2 separate regions of the Homo sapiens genome follow, and region 1 is linked to region 2. The links are chromatin contacts, found by Hi-C or POLR2A ChIA-PET in ENCODE. All regions are on one chromosome and are shown on one strand. Each heading gives the region's core, a stretch centred on a gene start or an enhancer-like site at or near the end of the contact. The rest is flanking DNA. Distances are from core to core; before and after follow the strand shown.

Region 1 (6,979 bases), core at 3,502-6,001, 360 kb before region 2:
ATGCACATTCTGAAGCTCTTTCTGTCTTGGTATTGCCAGCTTAGCACTTTCTTATACCTGGTTTCCTCTTCCTCGTCCAGATCATATTGGTGGTTCAGTCTGGTTCTTAGTGGGGCTTTCAAACATTTCTTGGCTTTACACTTTTGCAGATGTACTGTTCCCAGTCCATCCCTTCTTACAGCCAAGGACTCCAGTGCCGTTTCTGGTCCAGAAGAGTTCAGTGTCTCAGCTGGCTGATTTCCCACCAAGACTGAGGAGCTGAGACAACAATAGAGACTTTGAGAGTCACCTGGTCCCACACAGTGCCTGCTGAGAGCCCTGGGTCAGAAAGAGAGGGAAACCTTTCCCAGACTGCACAGTCCAGCCTGTAATGCTATGCTGTGCTTCCTCCTGGGGAGCTTCTGTGAAGGCTGCCCTTGGGCAGATGATTTTGTCCCTGTTTGAAACAGAAAATAAAAAAGGTCACAAGTCCCCGGGGTGACTAAATGCTGAGCCAACTAATTTCTTCAGTTATTCAAAATTGTTATTTTCCAGGAAGGGGAGTCAGCGATTAGGAAGACAAAACTGACACTTTATATAATGATGTCAAAACAAAACCATGCATTTTACATTATTGAAGTGTCAGCATGCGATTTTGCTCTTTATGTTATTTTCCCTGAACTCCAATTCAGGCAGGTAGCAGGTTGTAATTAATTTCACTTTTCTTGAAGTTTTTCAATATGGCAAATAGAAGCCTCTAGAAGACCACAAGGGTTTTTTTGTTTGTTTTTTGTATATATATATTTTTCTTTTTTTGTTTTGTGTTTTGCTAAATCCTTAACTGAAAGCATTATACTAAATGTCCTCAATGGAAGGAAGAGTTGGAAAATGTGAGCAGGGAGTGGAGAGGGTATCTCAGAGATGGAGAAGGGCTATAAGTCCAATGATTAGCCCAGGCTTATGCCCTGCTCTGTTTTGCTTTCTAGGAAAATGACCAAACCTGGGAGGGATTGGCTGCTTTGTGTGTATAGAAGGTAGGATTCCGGGCATGGATGGCAGGGAAGCAGCTGAGCTTTAGGGACATGCTTTAGGCTTAGACAGTGAAGATGTTCATGATGACCCTGGTGGACTAAAAATTAAAGAGCCCTCCTCTTTGGGGGATTTTGATGTGGCTTTGTGGGGAAAGGGGACAACCCCTTGTGACTGAGATTGGGCATTTTGCCATCCTGGTAGAATGATAGCTTGGGGTCACATTTAATTTTATTTCAAGAGAAGGCAAAAAATATGATATTTCTGGGATACCTGGAGATGCAAATTGAGATTCACACTTTGACATATAAAATAAGTTGAGTCTTTAAAGATGGCTGCTTGTAGATGAATCTTCAATGGGACTATTAAATACAGTTTTAACCTTAAAAAGTAAGTTTGATATTTAGCTCTTTCTTCAGAACAATTCTTACATAACACATCAGTATACAATACAGATGAAAATGGGGGTGTCTTGAATGGATTTGCTGGAACCCAGGATCCTTCTATTTGGCGTTTCCCTCATAGTGACTGACCCCTAAGTGCCATCTATGAAGTCCTAGGGCTCTAAGAATCAGTTTGGAGCCACCACCCCCCCGACCCCGCCACCACCCCAGGTCACAGACTTTCTTTGATAAGTGGGTGGCTGAGATATCAAGTAACTATTAGCTTTCGGGTCATGCCAAAATTCCTTAGCACTTTACTTAAGGTCCTTCTTAATGTGACCCCTTCCCTCCCAGCCCCATCCCTTGCCACTTGCATTCATTCTTGCATTCTGAGGGATTACTCCGGTGTCCACCTCTCAGCCTGGTGCAGAGTAGGTTCTAAGTAAATGTCAAATAAGCAATGTAATGCATACTGTATGAGGAAAGCCATCTTGCAGCCCAAATGATGCAGGGAAATAGAATAAAATTTGTGGCATTACAGAGAAAATAGAATACATTAACCTTTACTTTTATTTTTTTCTCTTTTAGTTTGAAGCGACTTCTATACAGTTCTACCTACAGTAGGGTTAATGCATGGAAGCTACTTGCATCTTTCACTACACCTCTTGTAACCTCACTGGGGATGCGTATACACACATTGTGTTTGAAACCAGTTGGGAAATAGAGAAGTCAGAGAGATGGAGATCAAAATCATTTTCTCTTACTAGTAATGTTGGGTGAGAGAATGTAGCTTGAACAGGCTTTCTTCTACTTTTCCCTACATCTAGACTTTGGAATGAGCTGCCCTAGTACAGTAAACAGGGTTAGTTAACAAGACAGCTTAGCCTCAAGGAAGCATGGCCCCTCACACCTGAAAGGCCTCTGAATAAGAACAGAGAGATGTTGGTCTCCAGAACTGACTCAGGGCTCTGATCCAGGTGTGCTTCCACTGGGAGGCAGATGCAAAGCAATAAACACACACATACACCCCCCCCCCACCCCCCGAAAAGAGACAGAAAAGCCGAAACTGCTCAGAGAAATCTTTTCTACTTTCTGAGGATGGGTTGGGTGTTGGAGATACAGAATCAAGGGTAGAGGGACTACTTCCTAATGTTTGTGAATGGATGGTAGTTCCCAGTTTATAAAATAGGGTAGAAAATTAAGGAAGAGGAAGTCTCTAAGAGTCATTTTCACTACATTAAACCCAGTTGCATTCCTAAAAGGCCGTTACATGGATCTTCATGTCAATCATTTTGAATTGTGGTTTTTGTGTTTGTTGACTGGGACAGACCCTCAGCTCATTTCTGGCAGAGTGACTACACTGGGTGGGTACTGCACAATGGCTGAATTCTGAAAAAATGAAAGGAAACCAACCCAAAAGTTATGAGGACTGTGTTTACAAATGTATGATAAATGTGTGCATTCAATGCCCTAAAAGAATTTGGCATTAGCCCTAGTGTACACAATTTAGCCCTAGCATACACCAAACATGTTATGTATAAGTATAAATTAAGAACTGTGAACAGATGGGCAGAGACAAAACACAGCAATATAAGTGAAGAGATACAGGGCCAAACAGGCTGTTAGGTCTACGAGAAGCATGAACACAGTTAAACATCAACATATAAAATTAATCATCCATTTCAACTCCTCTTTAAGTGAGGTCCTTAATTCTGGCAGTTTTCAAGAGGAGAGACCAATAAAGACTGAAGTCTGAGACCTGGATGGAGAGTGTATATATATACACACACACACACACACACACACACACACACACACACAGACACACACACACACACGTATATATATAATTATATATATATATATACACACACACACATATATATAATTTTATATATATATATATATATATGGAATCTGGATTAGGCAGGATCCCATAGGGAATAAGACACGGGGTGTTAGAGACAGTTCACAGGGAGAAAAATCGTGTGCTGGCCAGACCTTTTGGTTGCAAGCAAGAGTATCTAACTCACTTGGGGAGGAAAAAAGATAATTTTTATAATTGGTAGAAACTTGCAGAGGTAGTTTTGGAGCATAGGCAAGATTCAAAGAACATCTGGAAGCCAGGCAGCAATAGGTCCTTAGACCAGTACCACACATCTTACTTATCAAGAGTAAGTAAGCACTGCTGCTGGACACCACTGCAGCTGGTGACACTTGGTTTCCACTGCTGTTAGACATTGCTTTGGACTGTCCATCATTGCAGCCACTACGGGGCACTGACATTGGACACCATGGCTGCTGCATGCTACCACAGTCAGTTCCAACTTTGCTTCTTTTTTGGCACCTCTTGCTTCTGATTCTAATCTCCTAGGTGGAATGTGTCCTTGGCTCAATCTAGATTATCTGCATGCACCCTTGCTACCAAGGAAGGGAGAGGAGAGTACCTTTCATTTACTACCAAGAAAATGCACGATGGGAAATTCTTCCCTTGGCCCCTGCCCACAGACCCCAGTTGTCAGAAGAGCTGAATGATGGACAGCTGAAATATATTCACTGTAAAACTAGTAGATACATCAATCATTTGTCTTGAAAAGATTTAGCATTCAAATGCCAAAATTAAATAACACCTGAAAGTATTAAGTGCCACAAAACCAACAAAAATATTTCTTCAAGTCTCAAATAAACTGGTATTTATTTAGTTTTATGATGATATTTTTGAAAATAGAAATTGTTATGTGTCTTCTTATATTGATAAATTATAAACTACCTAGCCCATGCTTCCTCTCTTAGTATTTCTTCTCCCCCTTCTCTATCTATTCACCCTTGCAATTTCAAACATATGTACATTATATAAATAGGTGCTGTTCAGTGAAAATTACTTGGAAAAAATCAGAATGGAGCAATGGAGCAATGATACAGTTGACCTTTTATTGATCATTAGAGTTGGTTTACATATTAAGAGGTAGATTGCCCTAGTTATGTTTGCTAAATGAAATACTTGAGATAATAACAATTGATACTGTTTACTGAGTGTCTACTATCTGTCAGATGCTTTGCATGTGTTATCTTGGTCAATCATCATGGTAACTTGGTTGAAATGGGGTTTATTATCACTCTTTGATGAAAGAGGAAACCAAGGGTCAGAGAACATAAGTGACATTGGTCAAGGTTGTGAAACCAAGCAATGAGATAAACCGCAATCTTAACCCCCTTTCCTTCACAACCCTGACTATGTAACCCAGAAAGTTCTCCCCCTATGCCACGCCTTCTCTGAGTGTTACCATATTTAATAGACCTGAGTCACTGTTAGTCTGATGGGTGTTGGCTTCCCGCACAGGCACGTTCCTTCAAAGATAAAAGCCTTGCTCTCATGAGTTTCTTAGCAGAGAGAATGGGAATCTCATCTCCAAAGTGAAACTGAGGATTGGTTTCAGGAAGTGGGAGTTGGCAGAAAAGGGAAAAGAGGGTCTTGAATTGCACTGGCTAAATAAGACTCTCTGGAAAAGCAATGCCCTGTGCTGATATCTTGGTCAGTGAAATTGCTTTTGGCAAAGATGCCTTCTTCACAGCAGATAGAAACTAATGGTCACCCCAGGATAATACAACACACTTTGCCGTGTTTTGATGATTCCTTCTGCCTGTGTGATGTTTCCCAGGCTTCTTTTTATACAAGTATTGACTTTAGAAGTGAAAAATGAAAATGGTTGTTATACATTTTGTAAATTATGGCCAGTTTGCCTTGGCTTGGGATTTTAAAAAAATACTCAAACTGCATTGCAATTAAACTGGAAGTACAAATAAATTCATGAATTCAATATGCTCTCTCTTTCAAAAACACCAAATATATTTTTAAAACCCTATAGGTCTATAATACTTCATGTACAGTACTAAAATATATTTCCCCAACAGAGAATACACAGTATAGTACAAGTTATTAAGAGGGTAGAAAAAAAAAGAACCAAATGAATTTAAGACCCTTCTCTGACCTTTTCTACCTATAAAGATTTATTTCTTGAATATTCAATAGCATAACCATGCCAGAAATAAATAAATAAGATGGAAGAATTACAAATTATTTTTCCATTCTAATACATCGAGCATGTTAACTGTGTGTTCCTTTTTCATACAGAGACATGGTATTTCTGCTTTTCCCCCTTAACTCTGTGTCATAGACCTTTTCCCAGGAATGCGTAATATTTTAAATTATAATTGTATTTGCGGTCTCAAATTCAGTTGAGGGGATATAGCACAATTTATTTAACTGGTTTATTTGAGGACTTTAAAGTTGTTTCTAGTTTTTCACCAGTATGGAAGGTGACAAATTTAGTTTTGTATTTTGTTTCCTCTACCTCACACTTACACTTTTAGGGAACTTGATCCTTAAAATAAATTTCCTGGAGTTGAGTCACTTGGTCTAATGAAATGAAGTATTTTGCTGTTCTTGGTAGGTATTATAAAACCCCTTTCCAAAAAATTTTTTATCAATTTACACTGCCACCAGCAGTGCTTTCCTAAGCCCTTTTTTCTTCTTTTTTTACTACAAACTTAGCAGCATAGGGTGTTGTATTTCTTTTAAATTGAAGTTCTTAAGGAAAATTTTTAAAAATTAAGTGAAAGTGTGGCTAAAAACTCGCCACTCAGCTATTATGTGAACTCTTACAGACTGACTGTGAAATCCCAGTGATAAAAATTAGAGAAGTCAGGGGCCTTTTCAGTTTGATCTGCCCCTCTGCGGCAGGTGTTGGATTATTACCCGCATGCCAGTGCTTTGGGGATACAAACGAGGGGAATATGTTTGTCAAACATGCCAGTCAGAGTTCCCAGAAGACTTGGCCACAGAATGCAGATGAAGTTAGAATACAAAGGCCTGGCTCCTTGCTTGCGAACCCCTGCAAGTCTTGGGAGCCCATGAAAGCAGGGGCATCTCCTGGGTGTGCTCCAGAGTCTTTCTGGGCTCCAGAACTTTGCTTGGACACCTGGAATTCAAATTCCCACCACTGCTGAGCTGGAATAAACAAATGCATGCCAGGGCTGCCTTCTACGATTTCATTCTCTGAATGTGTTGTTTGTAATGCTGAAATGTATTCTGCTAGAATGACATTGGACATATAAGTTGCCAGGGCATTAGACACCATCTAGTGCAACATCCTTAGTTAAAGAGGAGGAAATTAACCCAGAAAGTGGGAGGTACTAATACCAAATTTTCCTCACTCCCAGCATAGTGTTCGTACACCTTGCCTTCACACGTTATCTGAGCAATAAAATGTCTTTTGTGAAAGCTGATTCAGGACTGTCTTGCTAAATTAATATACTGGTGGGATCTTCTTTGTTCCTGATGATTATTACTGGCATGTCTGGCAATAATTACAACATGTGTACTGAGAAATTGTGGGCATTAATTTCAGAATTTTTGGGGTAGTTTAGGTATAATGATAAGTAACATTTATTTAGTGCTCACCCTGTGCCAGATTCTGTTCCAGATGTTTTGCATGAATTAATTCATTTTCTCCGACAGTTTTCTAAAATATATATTTACATTATTCCTATATTAAAGAAAGGAAATCTGAGAGTGGTTTCTTAAATAG
Region 2 (7,576 bases), core at 2,592-5,091:
AAAAAAGATGAGTTCGGTTCACTTTTCTCTCTGTCTTATACATTCACTCACCATGTGATACTTCCTACCAGGGGATAACGCTCGCCAGATGCTGGTATCATGCTCTTGGAATTCCCAGTCTCCAGAACTGTAAGAAAGAAATTTATTTCCTTTATAAAATACCCAGTCTGTGGTATTTCGTTATAGCAGCAGAAAATAAACTAAGCCAATGAATAATGCTGCAATAAACATAGGAGGGCAAATATCTCTTTGAGATCCTGATTTCAAATCTTTTGGATATATAGCCAGAAGTGAGGTTGCAGGTACTATGGTAGTTTTATTTTTTTAATTTTTTGAGGAATCTCCATATTGTTTTCCATAATGGCTGCAACATTTTACATGCAAGATGAATAAGTTCTAGAGATCTGCTGTGCAACATAGTGCCTATAGTTTACTGTATTGTAAACTTAAACATTTTGTTTAAACATAAATCTCATGTTAAGTGCTCTTATCACAAAAACAGGGTTGGAATGCTCACTTCAGCAGCACATATACTAAAATAGGAATGATACAGAAATTAGCCTGGTCCCTGCCCAGGGAAGACATGCAAATTCATGAACCATTCCATATTTTCTAAAAAAAAAAAAAAAAAAAAAAAAAAAAAAAAAAAAAAAACAGCATAGGGGACACAAGAAGACTTTTGGAGGTGATTGATATGGTTCAGCTGTGTACCCACCCAAATCTCAACTTGAATTGTATCTCTCAGAATTCCCACGTGTTGTGGGAGGGACCCAGGGAAAGATAATTGAATCATGGGGGCCAGTCTTTCTCCTGCTATTCTCGTGATAGTTAAACAGTCTCACGAGATCTGATGGGTTTATCAGGGGTTTCCGCTTTTGCTTCTTCCTCATTTTCTCTTGCTGCCCCCATCTAAGAAGTGCCTTTCACCTACCGCCATGATTCTGAGGCCTCCCCAGCCATGTGGAACTGTAAGTCCAATTAAACCTCTTTTTCTTCCCAGTCTAGGGTAGGTCTTTATCAGCAGCATGAGAACGGATTAATACAGAGATGGTTGTTTATTACTTTGACTGTGGTGATGGTTTCATGGGTGGATGCACACATCTAAACCCATCAAATCTTATACATTAAATATGTACAGTTTTTTTAATAGATCAATTATACCTCAAAAAGACTTTTTTTAAAAAAAAAAAAGCCTAGTGGATGTTTCACAAAAATGTAAATATACTTAATATTACTGAACTGTGCACATAAAAATGGTAAAATTTATATCATGTGTTTTTCACCACCAAAAAAAAAAAAAGAGAGAGACGACAAAACAAAGAGAACAAGGTAGAGCTGGATTTCTAGGTCCTTTTGGTCTCAGCCCTATAGACTTCCTGTAACACTCAGGCTATTTGAAGTTCAGCAGCGTCATCATAAAGCGCTTTCAATTAACTCTACCCTAATACAGGGTGATATGGTTTGGCCGTGTCCCCATTCAAATCTCAACTTGAATTTTATCTCCCAGAATTCCAAGGGACCCAGGTGGAGGTAATTGAATCACGGAGGCTGGTCTTTCCCGTGCTATTCTCATGATAGTGAATAAGTCTCACAAGATCTGATTAGTTTATAAGGGGTTTCCGCTTTTGCTTCTTTCTCATTTTCTCTTACTGCCTCTATGTAAGAAGTGCGTTTACCTCCCGCCATGATTCTGAGGCCTCCCCCGCCATGTGGAACTGTAAGTCCAATTAAAGCTCTTTTTCTTTCCAGTCTCTGGTAGGTCTTTATCAGCGGTGTGAAAATGGACTAATATACAGGGCAATGAAAATCCAGGCAGAAAAAAAATGCCTCCTCTCTTCAGTGAACCCTCCTGACCCCTTCTCCAGTCTCCCCTGCCAGATCATTCAATCATAGTTTTGCTTTTTTGAGAAAAAATCTAAAAATGCCACATATTATAAACTGTATGAAACATGTGAAATTGACTGATGGCGATGTCTTCATTATCCTGAAGTCCTAAAGAATTATGGAGCATCAGTAAGATAAGGCTGTAACAAATAAACAAAATGTAGTTAAGAAATAAATTTTCATACAATAAAGTTTGGAATAAGTAGAAACTAAAATAAAGAATAAAGAAAAGTGCCTAATAATCTAATATGCAAAGACTGTGAAGTATTTGACTAACATTTACTTGAAGATACAGATACATATTTTACATATATAATCTATATAATATTATTTCAAATATATAAATATGAAATCAGAGTATGTAGCATGAAATAGTACATCTTTTTGTTTTCCACTAACATTTAAGCAGACACATTTTCTCATGTGTATTCTTCCATTTTCATACTGCTGTAAAAAACTGCCCAAGACTGGGTAATTTATAAAGGAAAGAGGTTTAATTGACTCACAGTTCAGCATGGCTGGGGAGACCTCAGGAAACTTACAATCATGGTGGAAGGCAAGGGAGAAACAAGGCACCTTCTTCACAAGGCAGCAAGAAGGAGAAGTGCTAAGCAAAGGGTAAAGAGGCCCTTATAAAACCATCAGATCTTGTGAGAACGCACTCACTATCACAAGAACAGCATGGGGGAAACCATGATCCAATTACCTCCACCTGATCTCTCCCTTGAAATGTGGGGATTATGGGAATTATGGGGACTATAATTCAAGATGAGATTTGGGTGGGGACACGAAACCTAACCATATCATCATGCGTTGACACAGTCTCCATGGGTTTTACTGGATGCATAATACTTTATCAAAGAAATATTTATTTAATTAATCTTTTTAAACTATATATTTAGGTTATAACTGGTTGTTCACTTCTCTCATGGCAATTCTGTCATGAGCAACTTTGAAAGTAAAGCTTTAATTAGAACATTGAGATACATCCCCAGAAATGGAGTATGAGTCTATTAGGTATGAATATCACACAAATTGCCAAATCCTTTCTGAAATGCTGCAATCGCTTCATCTGCAGTGCATTTTCCTTCACTGTCCTCAGGGCCAGCTTCATAGCAGTGCAACCTGGGCAGCCCCAGAGAACCCTCACTCAGAAGGGCCCCATGTTTGGTTTAATGCTTTGTTGGCACCATCTTGAAATTCTTAATAGTTTGAGCTTTGAATATGTGTTTTCTAAGCAAAATCTGATGGAACATGGGAACATACAGGTTACCAGAATAGATTCAGGCAATCTGTGTGCCCCCTGTTCCCTGCTGCCATATTCACATGGAGTGCCAACCACGCCTCGTGAGCACAAAATTCCAGCAGACCCACAGCATGTAGAAGTTCAGTGAGGTTCAAACAAGTATGAGGTAAGAGTGTTATTTCTAGAACTAGGTAAGCCAGGGGGTCGGGGGCTGGGGGCACTGGCCGTCCTAAGAGACCATACTTTTTATTGAAAGCAGAACTTAACTTCAAATGGCCAACAAGCCCTGTCATATGTTTTCTTGCTTGTGTTACTTTCCTGTTTCGGGCAATCATTTAGCCTGGTTTCCTTTTAGGCCATCTTTACTCATCAGTGAGCCAAAGGTAGACAGCATTGGTAGAATGTTCACATATCAAGAAGTGAATTTAAAACAATTGAGTTAGTTTTGTGCACCACTTATACTGTTCTAGTAAGAATGAAATGCATATGCATGTACAAGCTACAGAACATATAGTTCAAAGGTAATGCAAATACAAAATGTAATTTCAGTAATTCTGCACAGGAGATTGAATACTCTTTCTAAATGAATCCAATCAGTTTGAGGGAGCCAGAGCGGGATTTTACTAGCAGCAATCTTCCTTCTTCCTCTTCCATACCTCTTCTAACTGCCTTCTGGCTCAACAGCAGGCTGATAGCTTTTTTGCACAATCTAATCTGTGACAAACCACCAGGCCAGCTTCTCCAGATAGTGACAGATTAATAGCAATGTTGGTTTGAGGGCTAGTCTTTGGTAAAAGGCAACTAGGCTAACATTTCTTTATTGCTATGTGCTCTATGACTCTTAGGTTCTTTATTTACTTGCTTGCTGGTAAATTTTTACTGCCTTGTTCTGCCAAATATTGTTCGCCTTTGGATTAAGGCCTCATTTCTGAAATACAACTTTTGAACTTTGGACTGCAGTAAAATCACTATTGCTATTATGAGTTGACTCTTTATAAAATTACAAAGTTTTTCAGGATAGAAGTTTGGAGAACAGTAAAAAAAAAAAAATTACAAAGTTTTCCTTCTAAGGACATTATTATAGCAAGAGATTATCTGGTAGACAGTGTGCAAAATCTTCTTAGGCTGATAACCCACAGCCTGGAGAAGAACCAACCTAACCTCTACGGCAGAGGGTGAAAGTTAGAATCAACTGAGAAGCTTTAAAAAGCAAGAATGCCTGAGTCTAACTCTCCAACATTTTGACTTAATTGGTCCTGGGTGCATGCTGGGCACTGAGAATTTTACAAACTTTGCAGGTGTTTCTTTATGCAGCTACAGTTTTGAAGCTGCTTAGAGCCACTGCTCTAATATCTCATCTGTTTAAATTCACAGGAGAAAATACACACAACTAGGTCAGGCAGAATGTCCGCTTCTATATCATCAGGATTCAGCCAATAATTCTGGAGCCCCTACTGGCTGACTAATACTAGGCCCTTTGGGAATTGCAAAGATGAATAAGGTAACTCCTCTGTCTCAAGAAGCTTTCAAGAGATTGGGCAAGTGATGATCAGCAAGCTAGTCTGAGAGAAGAGAGAGTATCTAGAACAAGATATACCCATGAGCCAATAGGAGACTCTACCTGTGCATTGCCTTTGGAAGGGAACTTCTGGGGTCTCTTTACAGAGGAAGTGTTGGGTCAGATACTTGTGCATTAGGAAGAAGAGCAAAAAAAATGGCACTCACATCTGGAGATTTTGTCCAAATCCATCCCAAAGCTTCACCACTAATAAAGGCAAAATAAACTTCACCACTAATAAAGGCAAAACAGAAAATGTTTGACTCAACTTATTTTTTTTTTTTTGAGACGGAGTCTTTCTCTGTCACCAGGCTGGAGTGCAGTGGTGCGATCTCAGCTCACTGCAACCTCCACCTCCCAGGTTCAAGCAATTCCTCTGCCTCTGTCTCCCAAGTAGCTGGGACTACAGGCATGTGCCACCACGCCCGGCTAATTTTTTGTATTTTAGTAGAGACGGGGTTTCACCATGTTGGCCAGGATTGTCTCAATCTTCTGACCTCGTGATCCGCCTGCCTCGACCTCCAAAAGTGCTGGGATTACAGGCATGAGCCACTGCTCCCGGCAGACTCAACTTTTTAATAGTAATGTACTTTTCAACAGCTACACAATCATTGACTATCAGTGCATACTAAATAAGGAAAGAATGATGAGGGGATGAAGATTAGAAATCACTCTTTCCCCAGCAGGTTAAATGAACAACAACAAAATCTGTATCTTTGTCTAGATGTGATGGCTAATCTCATGAGTCAACTTAACTGGACCATGGGGTACTCAGATCTTTGGTTAAACATTATTCTGTGCTTATCTGTGAGGGATTTTCTAGATAAGACTAACATTTGAATTAGTAGACTAAGTAAAGCAGATTGCCCTTAGGCCTCATCCAACCTGTCAAAGCCCTGAATTGAACAGAACAAAATTTGCCTGATTGTCTTCAAGCTGGAACACAGGACTTCTGCCTTCAGACTCAGACTTGGACTGGAACTTATACCATCAGCTCTCCTCGGTCTCAGACCTCTGGACTCAGACTGCACTATACCATCAGCTCTCTCTATAGAACTCAGACTAATACACTATCACAAAAAAAGTTTCCATGCACATTCACGTTTAATTCTCATAACAATCCTCAGTCAAGGGATTGGTGATATAATATGTGTCTTAGCTGGCTCAGGGTGCCATAACAAAATGTTTTAGCCTGGGTGACTTCAACAACAGAAAGTTGTTTCTCATAGCTCTGGAGGCTGGGAAGTCCAAGATCAAGGTGCCAGCCAATTTGGTTTCAGGTGAGAGCCCTCTTCCTGGTTTGTACATGGCTTCGTTTGTCTATACCTAAGTACCTCCTAAAGGCCCTATCTCCAAATACCATCACATTGAGGGTCAGGACTTCAACATATGAATTTGGGAGGACACAAAAATTCAGTCTATAACAGTATGTTTCCCATTTTACAGATGGGAACACTAAAGCCTGAAAAAGTGAAGTAACTTGCCAAAAGCCACCAATCTTATGAATGCAAGAGCTAGAACGTGAGCCAATCTCTCTCTCACATACACCATTCTTTCTACTACAGCCATGCTTTTTATGTTAGCTATTCTAACACATAGCAAGATACTCATCTTTAGAGATAACCAGTAAAGGTCTGAAAAGCTACCAGCCTCGCTAGTTATCTGGAAAGTGCTAATTAAAATGACAGCAAAATTCTATTTTTCACTCATTAGATGGGTAAAAATTAAAAGACTAATACTATCCCAGTGTCAGGAAGGGAGAGGTGAAAGGAATGCTCCTAAATACTTCTTGTAGGATCACATATCAGCAGACTGTGTGGAGGGCAATTTGGCAGTATCTATAAAAATTTTAAATGTGTATTCTCTTTGACCAAGTAGTTTTAGTTCTTAATACCTACCCAAGGGAAATAGTTTCACATGGGTATGAAAAACATCGACTGCGTTTTCTGGTAACAGCGAAATATTAGAAGCACCATAATACCCATTCCTAGGGAATGGGTAAAAGGATCATGGTGCATCCAAACTATGGCATCCTTGAAACCTTCCAAAAGAATGTGGCTGATTTGTATATTCTGACATAGAATGTTTTACTTAGTAGAACAAAACATGTGGTATGTATAGCATAATGTTACTTAATTGATAAAAAAGCATTGTATGTCTATATGTATATAATTTTATACAAAAATTCAGGGACACATACATATCAAACTGCTAATAATTACTGGTAATCATTCTGGGATTGGAACAAAGGGAAAACAAAGAGAGCTTTTGCATTGATGGCACATTGTCTGAAATTCATAGTGAGAATGTGCTCATTATTGTTCATATCATTATAATAAATAAGTAGATACATAAACAATAAAAGCATGGAAATAAAGGTGCTTTTCTTTACACCATTTATTTTACTTCTCTCACTATAATGCTATGGGGTAGACAGATTCCACATCCTAAATGAGAAACCAGAGAGTCTGAGAGGAGAGGGGACTTGTGAGATGAGCCAGGAGGGGTTAGTGATAAAGCTGGGACCAGAACCCAGGTCTTTGTGTTCCAGTTCCTGTGCTCCATGGATGGCACCTTCCTGCGTCATTTAACTTCCACAGTCTTCATGCCATTTTGCCTCTTATGGAAGGAAGGCATCAACCCATTCTTTCAAGGGAAACTTCAACTCTTAAAGAGTTAGATTTGAAAGCTTTTCTTCTCCCTCTTCTGTTTTTTAAACCAGTCTGGATCCAGGGGCCAGCATCCTCCTAATCTCTACTTGAAACCTGCAGGTTCACTGTTGCAAAAGACTTCTCTGATGTTCCGTCCAATTTCTATCCAAATAAATCTCATTTTGCTGATGTCTATAAAGTCTGACTTTATAGCAGAGAGCTCTCCTAGAACTCTGT

Evidence for each region. Hi-C counts contacts between places; a loop is a spot of excess contacts on that map. ChIA-PET counts read pairs that join two places held with the same protein, here RNA polymerase II (POLR2A). Pooled maps may share reads with other maps.
Region 1: a map of PC-3 shows a loop between it and region 2 (22-fold over the local background). The contact joins two enhancer-like sites. A Hi-C loop is called at or near these places in 2 of 168 maps with a recorded cell type or tissue (Caco-2 and PC-3) and 1 of 50 pooled maps. POLR2A ChIA-PET finds 5 or more read pairs at or near these places in 1 of 52 experiments (CD8-positive, alpha-beta T cell).

Annotation. Positions count from the first base shown.
Region 1 is chr9:108,154,408-108,161,386 of GRCh38, reverse strand. The region is part of intron 4 of LOC105376214 (a long non-coding RNA gene); the gene reads left to right. Among named protein-coding and RNA genes, the nearest start is that of KLF4, 670 kb to the right of the region's middle. Within about 2 kb of position 4,751, at least 4 of the 41 ENCODE cell types and tissues checked have a DNase peak (open chromatin) inside an H3K27ac peak, as active enhancers do.
Region 2 is chr9:107,790,781-107,798,356 of GRCh38, reverse strand. LOC105376208 (a long non-coding RNA gene) reads right to left here. Exons shown (of 7, transcript XR_930229.2): 3 at 52-127. It overlaps LOC105376209 (a long non-coding RNA gene), which reads left to right. Exons shown (of 3, transcript XR_930230.3): 2 at 72-129. It also overlaps the pseudogene RNU6-1064P. Among named protein-coding and RNA genes, the nearest start is that of KLF4, 300 kb to the right of the region's middle. Within about 2 kb of position 3,841, at least 2 of the 41 ENCODE cell types and tissues checked have a DNase peak (open chromatin) inside an H3K27ac peak, as active enhancers do.